2 separate regions of the Homo sapiens genome follow, and region 2 is linked to region 1. The links are chromatin contacts, found by Hi-C or POLR2A ChIA-PET in ENCODE. All regions are on one chromosome and are shown on one strand. Each heading gives the region's core, a stretch centred on a gene start or an enhancer-like site at or near the end of the contact. The rest is flanking DNA. Distances are from core to core; before and after follow the strand shown. Region 1 has its middle 4.3 kb from the start of SNORA75B. Region 2 has its middle 120 kb from the start of LINC02493.

Region 1 (6,609 bases), core at 3,076-5,575:
CAACACCACCTTAGGTCATTTGATTTCCTGTTCAAACAGCAATTCCTCAGGACGGAACCTTTTGCCTTAATCTTTTACAATCAGCTTCAAACCATTTTCCTCTGTTGTTTGATGCTTGATGAATCTTTTGGTAATTTAGTGTCTGCTTTTGGCCCAGTTGAAATTCCTATTTATGTCTGGAAAGAAGAGCTCTGTAAGTTATAGAGGGGTTGGAAAATTTTCTGAATGGCTCCTCAGGCAATGCCATAGCGTATCTGGGAAGGAAGGATGAGTGTGAGTGAGTGACTGTGTGTGTGTGTGTGTGTGTGTGTCTGTGTGTGTTTTGCAGAGTGCTGTTGAGAAAACAGACTGAGTTGGAGGTTTTCTCTTCTCTTCGGATCTCCCCTGCCCTCTGTCTTAGGTCGTACTTTTCATTCTGCTTCCAGGACTTTCTGATCCTAAGGTATTTGCTGAGGAAAATTAACAAAGATAAAGTCATTATGGCTCCAAGTGATTTTAAATCTTTTATTATTCTTTTGAAAAAACAAAAACAAAACCTAACAGCAGTCCACATAAGAGAGAAGCAACAGGGCCCCTACAACCCATTTAAGAGTCTAATTTTTAGAAGAGTTGTTTGAGTCTCAAAAATACCATGACAACCCTCCTTCAATCTCTCTCCTAACCAACATCACTGGACAGGGAGTGGAGGGAATGTTATGAGGAGAACGGGAGCCAGCTGGCCACAGCTCATGTGCGTATGTCTGTGTTTAGAAGCCTCCTGCAACTCTCTTCTTGAGAGGTCTTGGCATCTTCTAGCATTCACCACTGGTGCACGAGACCTGAAGAAGTTGAGCTTTTCTAAACATCTTGGCATCAAGGTACCTCCTGGACGTTCCCTCGTGGTTTTACTGTCGCAGATCTGAAGAATAACTGTCTCAGGCAGCCACTGAGTCACTCTGAGAACAGCACTTAGCAGAGTTGATATTCTCCTCATTTGCATGATTATTTATTATTTTTTGCCCATGCCAGAATGCCAGTTCTCAGAGGGTGGTGGCCTTGTCTCATGTATTCTTCCAGAAGAGGTCCTGGCACATGGTGGACGCTCAATCAATATTAGTTGAATGAATTATGAATTCCATAGACCCTGCCTTTCAACCAAGAGGAGAAGAAAAATCTTGCAAGACGTTTGAGAGATGTGAATTTTTCATGGGGTTGCTTTATTTAAGGGTAAATAATTCAGAAGAGGTACCAGCCTCCTGACAAATGTGACTCTGGAAGGTCCCTTGGAGGGTCGCATCATTGGCTGTCATGAATGTGGATCTCTGGGATCCACAAGCAGAAAGGAGAAGCAGAGATGAGGTGGGCGGAGCAGGAGGCGTGGAGATGGAGCACGATGGGGACAGGGAGGAGGTAGGGAGATGTAGATTGAGAAAATGTGTCAGCCTCCTGGGCTACAGAGTTCATATCTTTAAAAAGTTAATATCTTCAAAGTTAATAAAATATTTTTTAAAGAGACCACCCCAACTTATTTTATTTTCAGATTATACATTAATGCAAACTCATCATAAAAGTAAAGCAGAATTCAAGTACAGAAGAAAATCAGCATGAATCTCACCACTCTGTCAGTTCACTTTGTGAACATTTTGCTAAGTTTCTTCTTCTTTTTTTTTTTCCCTCTACACACTCATACTTCTCTTGTTTTGGTTTGAAATATTTGATTACATAATGTGTACCAGTTTTGCACCTTGCTATTTTCACTAAATGCCATTAAAAGTTCTTTTTTTGTCCACTTAGTATTATCAAAAATGCTTTAAAACATCATTTTTAATGGCTACGTAATGTTCCATTTTATGGCTACATCATAAACCCTGTTGCACAGTTTGTTTTCAGGTTTTCTTTTTTTATATAATTATAGGTGAGTTAGTGACAAACATCTTTGTGAATGAATTACTGCCCTCGCTGTTTGATTATTTCATTCAGGTGAGTTGGAGAAGTGAAATTACAGGGCCCGAGCATAGGAATTTTTTTACAGACCTTGAAGGATGGTGCTGGATTGCTTTTCAGAGTCTTTGTACCAATTTACATGGAGTATTTCTATTTTGGGGACCTCCTCCTGGAACAGGGAAAGATTTTCTAGCTCTAGAGAGAGAATGACCTGTAGTAAGATTTGGATCAGAATTTCACGCTTTGTAAATCATTGATTTTAGATTTCTCCCACTTTCTGTATTTATTTACCTTCTATTCTCTTGCAGTAATTTTAGAAATGGCATTGGGAAAATTCCAGACTGTTTCCATGGTACTCAGAGCAGACAGCAAAGGGAGGTTTGGTCCATGCTTTGGATAGAGCTGCCAAGAATGGGGGACCGTGTCCTGTAGTGGGGTGGGGCGGGGAAGGGGTCCAACCTATGATGGCAAAAGGAGACCAAATGAGATGCTTCGTGGGAAAGGTGACACATGGGGTTGTAGTGATGGTGATGAGGAGTGGAGATTTGAGCTGATCCTAAATTTTGGAGGTTCTCATTTTGGTTTTAACAAAAGTAGGGTTTCTTGATAGCAGGCTGGACTGGATCAGTGATTTTCAAATTTTCCTTCCTCCTCCTGGAACTTTTGGATTCTATGGTGGTGCTTGAGTTAAGTAAATGATTTTAAGGTCATCTGCACCTAATTTAAAACTGTGTTAGTAGTGGTAATAAATATCAACACATACACATATAAATGTATATAGAATGTCATATTTTAACACCACGTGGACCTGAAGGTAGACACGTACTAACTGGTTTTAGAGCAGACTTTGAATGAAGCATCTCTCTCTTGAATTGAGGAGGGCTCTGAGGCTGGAAGGGCAGTGTGATTTGAACAGCTGCAGCAGCAGCAACATTGTCCATCAAACCAAGATAGACTTCTATCTTGGGGAAAGTGAATCAGAAACTCTATGTTACAGAGTAAACAAAACAGAATATACAGCCCGGATGCTCAAGCAGATCGAAAACTGCAAATGCCCTGTTTAACTCTCAGCTTTAATCTGGTCACAACAGCACCCATGTTCTCTTTGCTAGACTTTATTATATATATGCAGATAGATACCAATCATTTTTGACTGTTATATGTACAGCGGGTCCATTTTCATTTGAAAGAGAGTTCCTCTGAGGACCCTTTCTAACACTAACATTTTCTGATCAACAGGCCGACTTTATCATCCCATTTGATGGATGGATAAGTTGAGGCATTAAGTAAAGTCCTGCAGAGAGCTAGCTTTGCAGTTTAGTCTCTGTCAGATTTTGAGCAAGTTAGTTTAGTTCCCTGAGCCTCAGTGTTCTCATTTCTAAAATGGGAATAATAGTGTCCACTCTGCAGTGCCATTATGAGGGTGGAAATGAAACCCAATCTTTTCCTTTGCTCAGTGGCTAGGCTTTGGGAATGAGCATCTAATTCACATTTGCCAAATGCCGACTCCTCCCTCTTGTCCATGCTGGCCTCATTCTTGCCGTGACTCTATTTAATGTACTCTGGTAAGTTTTAGGCGTAGAAGAGGAAAGAAATATATGTATTGCCTACATACCTATTGGAACTTGGGATCCTTTAAAACATGCAGTCTTATTACAGTGATTCTTCTGTAATAGCAGTATTTATTTTCTGGTCTGGGGAACAAAAGCCTTCTTTTCCTTTCTTCGATTAAGAAATTAAAATCCAGTAGCATAGAATCTCTTAGAATCATTTCTTGTATTGCTTCCTAACTTGACCTTAACATTCTGTGTGACCTTTCGAGGCCCTTTTTACCTCTCTCAACCTCTGCTTCCTGTAAAATGAGGTGGTTGGGTCAGGTGACATTAACGGTCCTTACAGCTTTTCAGTTTTTAAATTCTACGAAGACTTAGGAGTAAAACCTTGAAGCGTTAAGTTTCTTTTCTGCGGGGGGGGAGAAAAATTACTGTTCTTTTAAATTGGCCACGTGGGGTCGCTAGTGATCTAAGAGACTGGTTCGCGAAGGTGGTACTGTAAATGTGTGGTGCTTCAGCGAACAGATTCTGGGGGTGGTTTATGAAATTTTCTTTTTGTCTCTCCCTTCAGCTCCAAAATTCACTCGAAGACTTGATCACATCATTAGTGTTGAGAGAATCATAAGCAGCTGCCAGAGATTGTGTTCAGAGCCAGACCGTGGTATCTCATGCCCACCTCAAAAGAAAAGAAAAAGGAAAAAATCATGGTAATCCTGGGGTGCAACTGGCTCTCCTTTTAGACTCTAACTCAAGCTGCTACATAATGTGGTCTTGCAATTCCTTGGCTTGAGAAGTAGGTCCTGCAAAGTTAAACTGGATGGCATAAAACATGCCTTAGTGATGGAGTCAACCTTTGTCTGGAAGAATCTGGAGTTACCAAAGGCAGAAGCATGGCAAAATTCTCACTGAAGAGCTGATGAGTGTCTCTCTTGGCAATTTTCCTGGTGGGCTTTGCTGATGGTTGAGGTGGGGTGGGGTGGGTGGCAGCAAGCTTGAATGACTGTAGAAATCAGGGAGGGTTCATTAAACAAAAAGTAAATAAAATAAAACAAAAATCTGGAAAGCTCATGTATCTTCCCACACCAGGGACAGGGTACCCACAGCATGCTCGGCACAGACCAGACCCTTTATGGAAAGTCAGCTGAACCTTGCCCTCGGCGTGCAAGGAAAAAAAATGTCTTTTCTGCCAGAAGTGTTGTATAAACATCCTTTTCCTACGATCCTGGATCCTGATCCTCTAGCTCCAGGACCCAGAGGAGCGTGGGGAAAGTATCTTAATGTAGACAGATTTCGAACTCCTGCTGTCCCTTTTCAGATCGTAAATTACCGTTAATGCTGTTTATACTCTTCCCCCTTCCTCTCTTAATAGTTTTAGAAACAGTAATTGACAACAAAATAGAGCCGCAAAGGGTGTAAGGGAGCCCTGCTTGGCTGGCTGAGAAGCAGCCAACTAAGTATCTGTTCATCATGTACGTCTCTGCAACAGAAGTAAAAGATTTACCCACACAGGTGCCCTTCCTTGCTTTCCTTTCGTCATTTTGCTGTGATGGAGCAGGGTACATCTCAATTTCAATTAACTGGAAAGAGAAAAGTTGCGTGTGTTTGCGTGCTTTTTGTCCACCCTGCTCCCTGTACGGGAGGCTGTACAAAGCTGGTGTGGGCTATGGAGCCTGGGGAGGAAGCTGCTCAGAAGTGGATCCCAGGATCTCTGTGGTTCTCTCTGCCCGGGTGTTGTCTTGTTTTGGGGTGCACGGTCCTCGGAAGCAGTTTCCTAAGACAATTCCAGCATGAGGAATATGCCCAGGCTTGAAGTTGGTGAGAGCTGGATTTAAATCCTAGATCAACCCACTTATTTAGCTGTCAACTTAACCTCTTAGAGTCTCAGTGTTCTCCTCTGTAAAATGGGGATAATACAGGTTGAATACCCCTCATCCAAAAATCCAAAACCCGAAATGCTTCAAAATGCAAAACTTTTGGATTTCACATCCAAACTTTTGCCATTGAATGCTGACACAATGTTCAAAGGAAATACCCATTGGAACATTTCAGATTTTGGATTCTCGGAGTAAAGATGCTGAACGCATAAGTATAATGCAAGTATTCCAAAATTAGAAAAAATATCTGAATTCCAAAATACTTCTGGTCCCAAGCATTTTGGATAAGGGATACTCAACCTGTAACAATATTCCCCTAAGGGAGTGGTTTGGAAGATTAAATAAAGCTGTGTTTGTAGAAAAAGTGACTGAGGCCTAGCAAGACATCCATGAATGCCTTTTCTTTTTTCAAAACCTCTTGACTTGTGCTGTCCAAGGTGGTAGTCACATGGGGCTATTGAGCACTTGAAGTCTGGCTACTTGAAACTGACAAGTTCTGTAAGTAGAGAATACACACCAGATATCAAAGACTTAGTAGAGAAAGAAAATAATGCAAAACATCTCATTAATAATGTTTTATACTGATTACATACTGAAATTTTAATACATTGCAAATATTGGATAAAATATATTCTAAAAGTTAATTTTACCTTTTTTAACTTTAAAAAATGTGGCCACTAGAAAATTCAGAATTGGATATGTAGCTTGTATTTGTGGCTCACATTATGTTTCTCTTGGGCTGTGCTTCTGTAGTTTCTCTTTTACTCACCTTCTATTCAAATTCTTTCCTTCTCTTAAGGCCTAGCTCAAGCTTTGCTGTCTTTTTGGGTCCTTTGGGTCAATCTCTCCCTTCCCTAAAATCTCCTAGGGGTTTTGTCATGGAGAGACAGTCACATAATGTGTATTTGTGGGCTGAATTTAAGCAGGAAAAACATATAAAGTGTTTAGCCCAGTGTCTGGCACATCACAAACAAAATAGTATGATTCATTTTTTTTTTTTTTGAGATTACCATTGGAGTCTGGCTACCTAGTTCAGAGCCGGTTTTTTTGCTGCCTTGCATCCTTCTCATGTGTTTAGTCTCTCTTCCTTGTGTGTTTAGTCTTGTTGAATATGCCTGTGAGGACAGAGAACCCGTCTATTTTTCCTGGGTTTGTTCTTAACCCACGAGGCAGCTCTAGCACAATGGATTCTCCCCTATGATTATTCACGGACAAAGCCAGCGCCTGTTGACTAAGCTGTCATCTTGGAGTCATTTGCC
Region 2 (5,770 bases), core at 3,267-5,766, 260 kb after region 1:
CTCTACCATGTCAGAATGATTTTGGCAGGCTACAGAGTTCTTAATTCTTACTGTGTGAGAGGCCATGCCTCGGTCACACCTCCACTGTAGAAATTCTCATTCTGGGGGCACAAAGGGTGACCAAGTGTCCTGGTTTGCCTGGGACTGAAGAAGTTTCCGGGATATGGGACTTTTAGTTTTATCTTTTGTTTTCTTTTTAAATTTTTTTTATTTCAATAGGTTTTTGGGGAACAGGGGGTGCTTGGTTACATGAATTAGTTCTTTAGTCATAATTTCTGAGATTTTGGTGCACCCATCACCCAAGCAGTGTACACTCTACCTAATGTGTAGTCTTTTATCCCTCCCCAGCCCCCACCCTTTCTCACAAATCCCCAAAGTCCAATGTGTCATTCTTATGCCTTTGTGTCCTCATAGCTTAGCTCCTACATATGAGTGAGAACATAGGACATTTGATTTTCCATTCCTGAGTTACTTCACTTAGAATAATAGTCTCCAAGTCTATCCAGGTTGCTGTGAATGCCATCATTTCATTCTTTTTTATGGCTGAATAGTATTCCATGTTATATATATATATGCCACATGTTCTTTATCCACTTGTTGATTGATGGGAATTTGAGCTGGTTCCATATTTTTGCAATTGCAAATTGTGCTGCTATAAACATGCATGTGTAAGTTCTTTTTTTTTTTTTTTTTTTTTTTTTGATAATGACTTACTTTCCTCTGAGTAGATACCCAGTAGTGGGACTGCTAGATCAAATGGTAGTTCTACTTTTAGTTCTTTAAGGAATCTCTACACTGTTTTCCATAGTGGTTGTACTATTTTACATTCCCACCAACAGTATAAAAGTGTTCCCTTTTCACTGCATCCACACCAACATCTATTATTTCTTGATTTTTTAATTATGGCCATTCTTGCAGGAGTGAGATGATATCACACTGTGGTTTTGATTTGTATTTCCCTGATACTTAGTGATATTGGGCATTTTTCCATAAGCCTGTTGGCCATTTGTATATCTTCTGAGAATTGTCTACTCATATCCTTTGCTCACTTTTTGATGAGATTGTTTGATTTTTTCTTGCTGATTTGTTGTAGTTGCTTGTAGATTCTGGATATTAGTCCTTTGTCGGATGTATAGATTATGAAGATTTTTTCCCACTCTGTGGATTGTCTGTTAACTCTGCTGCTTATTTCTTTTGCTGTGCAGAAGCTTTTTTGTTTAATTTAAGTCCCATCTATTTATCTTTGTTTTCGTTGCATTTGCTTTTGGGTTTTTGGTCATGAAGTTTTTGCTTAGGCCGATGTATAGAAGGGTTTTTCTGATGCTATCTTCTAGAATCTTTATGGTTTCAGGTCTTAGATTTAAGTCTTTAATCCATCTTAAGTTGATTTCTTTATAGGGTGAGATACTTTTAGTTTTAAAACTGTCACTTAAGGCTTTCCTGGGATGCAGGGCTTTCCGTGCTAAAACTGGGAAAGTCCCAGGCAAACCGTGATGAGTTGGTTAGCCTAGGACCATGGGACCCCCACCTTCTGACCCCGGTAATTTAGTGTAGGCAAAGCTCCTAAGAGTAGCCAGTTTCTGGGCTGAGAGTTGCCTTTGAGATGGTTTGGCTTGAAAACTGCATCTGACTGGGAAAACCATGGCTAATGAGGCCAATTACATCTTCTCTCTGAGGGAATTAGAACTTAATTTGGAGAGAGTTGGCCAACTGCTGGCAAGATGAAAGACAACAAAAGACACACAGAGGGAAGACACCAAGAGGTAAACCAAGTCACAATAATGGAGATCCAGGGGGTGATCCATGAACTCCTCTGATGGCGAGACATGGTGGAGCCAAAACATCTTTGGATTCTGAAAGGCCTGTTTTGAGGTTATGAATGATGGATCCGGAGCATATAAATAATATGGCTTTAAAGAAAGCGTGGGTACAGATGGGTAGAAATGCTAGATATGGCTGGTTGATGCCAATTGTGACTACTATAAGTCCTAGTTGGCTCGAAGTGGAGAAGGCTACAATTTTTTTGATGTCGTTTTGTGTAAGAGCACAGACTGCTGCAAACAGGGTAGTGGTGGCGCCTAGGCATAGTGTGAAGATTTGGATTGTTGGGTTGTTTTCTGCCAAGGGGTGAAAGCGGATGAGTAGGAAGACTCCAGCTGTTCCTGTGTCCACGAAGCTCACTGTCTTTTCATGGTGCCGGGCTAAACAGTTGCGACTCTTGCTTTTTTATCTCCCCAAGCTCCCTTTTCATAAGCCTTTCATTTCTCAAGTGAAACTGAGCAAACTCTGTTCTAAAACAAAAGGCTAAGCAGAACATCTACACTGGAAGTTATGGTGATTTGGGATAGGGGGAGAAAAGAGTAATTAGAGGAAATAATGGAGAAAGTGAATTTAAAGTTGACACCACATATGGCATTCTGTCTTTGAGTGAGTTTCTTTGGTTTTTATTTTGGGGAAGACATAGTAGGTGTATATAATTATGGGGGACATGAGATTTTTTGATAAAGACATGCAATATGTAATAATCACATCAGGGTAAGTGGAGTATTGAGTGAGTTTTTTTGGCTCAATGAGAACAAGGGTATAAGAATGTATTTAGTGTCTAGTGTGTGTTGGGCACTTCACATAGTTTATTGCATTTAATTTAGTCTTGTTAACAAGATTATGAGGTACATTGATTGTCTCTTCCATACAAAAAAGCTTCACAGAGGTTGAACGACTTGACCTTGGCTCTCCATAAAAGGAATTTCAATTCTAGTTGGTATCGATGCAAAGACATTAGACCCTGATGCTTCTTATTGCATATGGGAATTGAGTGACTCTGGACACTGACAGGGGTCTGTGGCAATGATTGAAATATCCTTTTGGAACTTGGGACACATATAGTGGATAGCAGAGTCCATGGTCCATCTGCTCACTGACAGGACATTTTGCTTTCAGCCTTCTCTGTCTCTTTAATACATTACTGACCCTGGGCCCAATTGTCGTGCAGTTACTTTCTTTAAAATTTTCAGGATACTTTCACAAATAGAGCTGATATGGTTTGGCTGTGTCCCCCCCAAATCTCTTCTTGAATTGTAACCCCCATAATCCCCACATGTCGAGGGAGGAACCCAGTGGGAGGTGATTGGGTCATGGGGGCAGTTTCCCCCATGCTATTCTCGTGATTGTGAATGAGTTCTCATGAGATCTGATGGTTTTATAAGGCAGTTTTCCCTTCTCTTGCTAGCTCTCTCTTTCCTGCTACCATGTGAAGAAGGACTTCGCTTCCCCTTCACCTTCCACCATGACTGTAAGCTTCCTGAGGCATCTCCAGCCATGTGGAACAGTGAGTGAATCAAACCTCTTTTCTTTTTAAATTACCCAGTCTTGGACAGTTCTTTATAGCAGAATGAAAACAAACTAATACAAGAGTGACAGTTGATTGGCTAAAAAGTATAGGCTCAGAAAATGAAACAACTTGCCCAAAGCCACACAGTGAGCTTCTGCCAGATTCATGGCAAGAATACCAGGAAATGAAGGGGAAGGTAGAAGGAGGTTCCCAGAAGAGCAAAGGGCTTAACTGGCACACAGACTTGGGATAGCATAGGAACATCTAAGCCCGGTTGCCCATTGGCTGGCTGTGTGACTCACAGGCTGCTTGCTGTCTTCCTTTAGGCCTCTTTCGCCCCTTTCACCTATATGGAACTTGTTTCAGTAACAGGCACAAAATGGAGTCATTCACTACGCGCCTTGGCACTCACTGTGGTCTGAAGTTACAGGTCTCCTTCCCTCTCTCTACTCCTTCACACCATCCTGTATCTGGCTTTATCAGACTCACCATTCAAGTGTAACTGAGAAGCTGCCTCCTCCACGTCCCCTGGTCCCCAAATCTGGGTAAAATTTCCCTCTTAGATGCTTCTCTAGCATCCCGTGCCTCCCCCATCTCATTTATTGTAATACCTTATTAGTTCCCGTTTCCTTTACCAGGCAGCCAACAAAGATGACATTTGTCCTGTATGCCACTGCTGCTCCAGCATGCCTGGTACATAGTAGGCATGGAACAGATAATTGTGGAACAAATTAATTAATAAAGAGCCGTGGAGCCACAAACAGTAACCAATCCCAAGACGTTTAGGAGCCAACCAAATGAAGGAACAACAACAGCAGTGCCTGCTTTCCGAGTGGCCGGTGGACACCAGGCATTCCTTTCCATCATGTTATTTAAATCCCTAATGGTTCTGCGAAGCAGGCATTCTCCTTCCCCTTTGAAAGGCTGAAGGTCAGAGATGTTATATGAACTGTCCAACTCATGCACTATCAGAGGCTGAGATTCAAAGACTTGCTTCTTTGATTGCAAACTCGTGCTTGGAATCCAGAAATCCAATAGGGAATCAGAGCAGGAGAGAAGCGAGAGTTCCCACACCCTCCCGTGCTGGGGAGCAAAGCAGTGCATGGGTCACATGGGGCTAAAGCAAGTGGCCTGCCTGGTTTCCAGGCCCAACCCTGGGGCAGCTGCTAGGGATAGGGCTGCCTGCCCTTAGTGAGGCTCCTTCAGGCTGCCCTGGAAGGCAGATTCCCCAAAGCTTGATTTTGTTTGTCAGCATTTCTTGTTCTGCCCACGCAACATTTCTTTAGAATCTGGAGTAAAACCAGCACTGTTTTTCACAATCAAGTTTCTCCCATTACCCAGGAATAGCCAAACCGACTGGGCTGTTTCATCTGCTATTTTTTGGAGAGCTTTTGTGCTCCCCCTTGGCGGACCTCTTCCCCTTCCCTCAGTAAGGTTGAATTCCCTGATGGTAATCCTAATTATAAGCATATGTTGTTGCTCTCAGCTACCACTGGACTTGCAAGCTTTCGTTTTAAAGGCAAAAAATTGAAAGTTGTTTTTGGAATATATTTTCTGTCAAGGGGCAGTTTCTGTGGACAGAAAAGTGATTGTCAAATGCATTCTTGGAGCAGATTTGCATACTAAGCATGAGTTCGAACCAGGTAGCCATGTCAGGCAATTACTGCATCAGCAGAACAATGTTTTATAGCTTAATGTGATGGTCACAGGATCTGAGTCTCAGAGACTTGTTGGCTTACAAAACGTTAGTGGGGAATTGAAAGCTCCAAAAAGCATCCCAACGATCTTTACAAATCAGTTCGGGAATTAGTTCAACAATCAGACCTTTTTGTAAGCAATGTTCCTTTATTTAACTGATTGTAGTCCCTTTCTTCAGACTCCTCTCCTCTGCAACAGAGCAGCACGCATTCAAGGGCAAGCTGTCTGTGTCTTGGCTGGCTTTACTCCAGGCATCTGTGTAGCGATGGGGCAGAAGGGTGTGGGTGGAGGCACTGGATGACATCTTGGCCCTGTTTACTAAGTGGGTTGGATTTTGGTCAATCTGGCAGCCTGTTCACCCCCTCCACCCTGTCCCTTCTAAGGTCTCTACCATGTTACAGAGGAGAAGTGGGGACTACATATTCCCAAATCTCCTTCCCCAGATTTGCCGGCCAGGGAGACATACTTGCACAAGATTTGGAAGGTTGAAGAGCAGGAGAAGCTGTGATTCTCTGGAGGCAGTTGTAGCAGGGATGTGCACAGAGGTGAAATTCACAGAGGCCTCCTGACAACTGCTTGAGAACGACCTGCTTCAGTGCTTCAGGCTGACGACTTCAGCGGTGGCTTCTCTGGCCTCCACTTTCCAACTCTTCCCTCAGTTATACAGCCCTCTAATTCCAATAGTGGAATGGATAGACTGGCTCCCAGTTCACTGAAGGAACCTGGTTAATGCAGGATATT

What was found. A loop is a pair of places that touch in the nucleus more often than their neighbours do. ChIA-PET counts read pairs that join two places held with the same protein, here RNA polymerase II (POLR2A). Pooled maps may share reads with other maps.
Region 2: a pooled map shows a loop between it and region 1 (2.4-fold over the local background). The contact joins two enhancer-like sites. A Hi-C loop is called at or near these places in 1 of 50 pooled maps. POLR2A ChIA-PET finds 5 or more read pairs at or near these places in 2 of 52 experiments (RWPE1 and naive thymus-derived CD4-positive, alpha-beta T cell).

Annotation. Positions count from the first base shown.
Region 1 is chr4:17,321,892-17,328,500 of GRCh38, reverse strand. No RefSeq gene overlaps it. Among named protein-coding and RNA genes, the nearest start is that of SNORA75B, 4.3 kb to the right of the region's middle. Within about 2 kb of position 4,325, at least 2 of the 41 ENCODE cell types and tissues checked have a DNase peak (open chromatin) inside an H3K27ac peak, as active enhancers do.
Region 2 is chr4:17,058,265-17,064,034 of GRCh38, reverse strand. It overlaps the pseudogene MTND5P4. Among named protein-coding and RNA genes, the nearest start is that of LINC02493, 120 kb to the left of the region's middle. Within about 2 kb of position 4,516, at least 6 of the 41 ENCODE cell types and tissues checked have a DNase peak (open chromatin) inside an H3K27ac peak, as active enhancers do.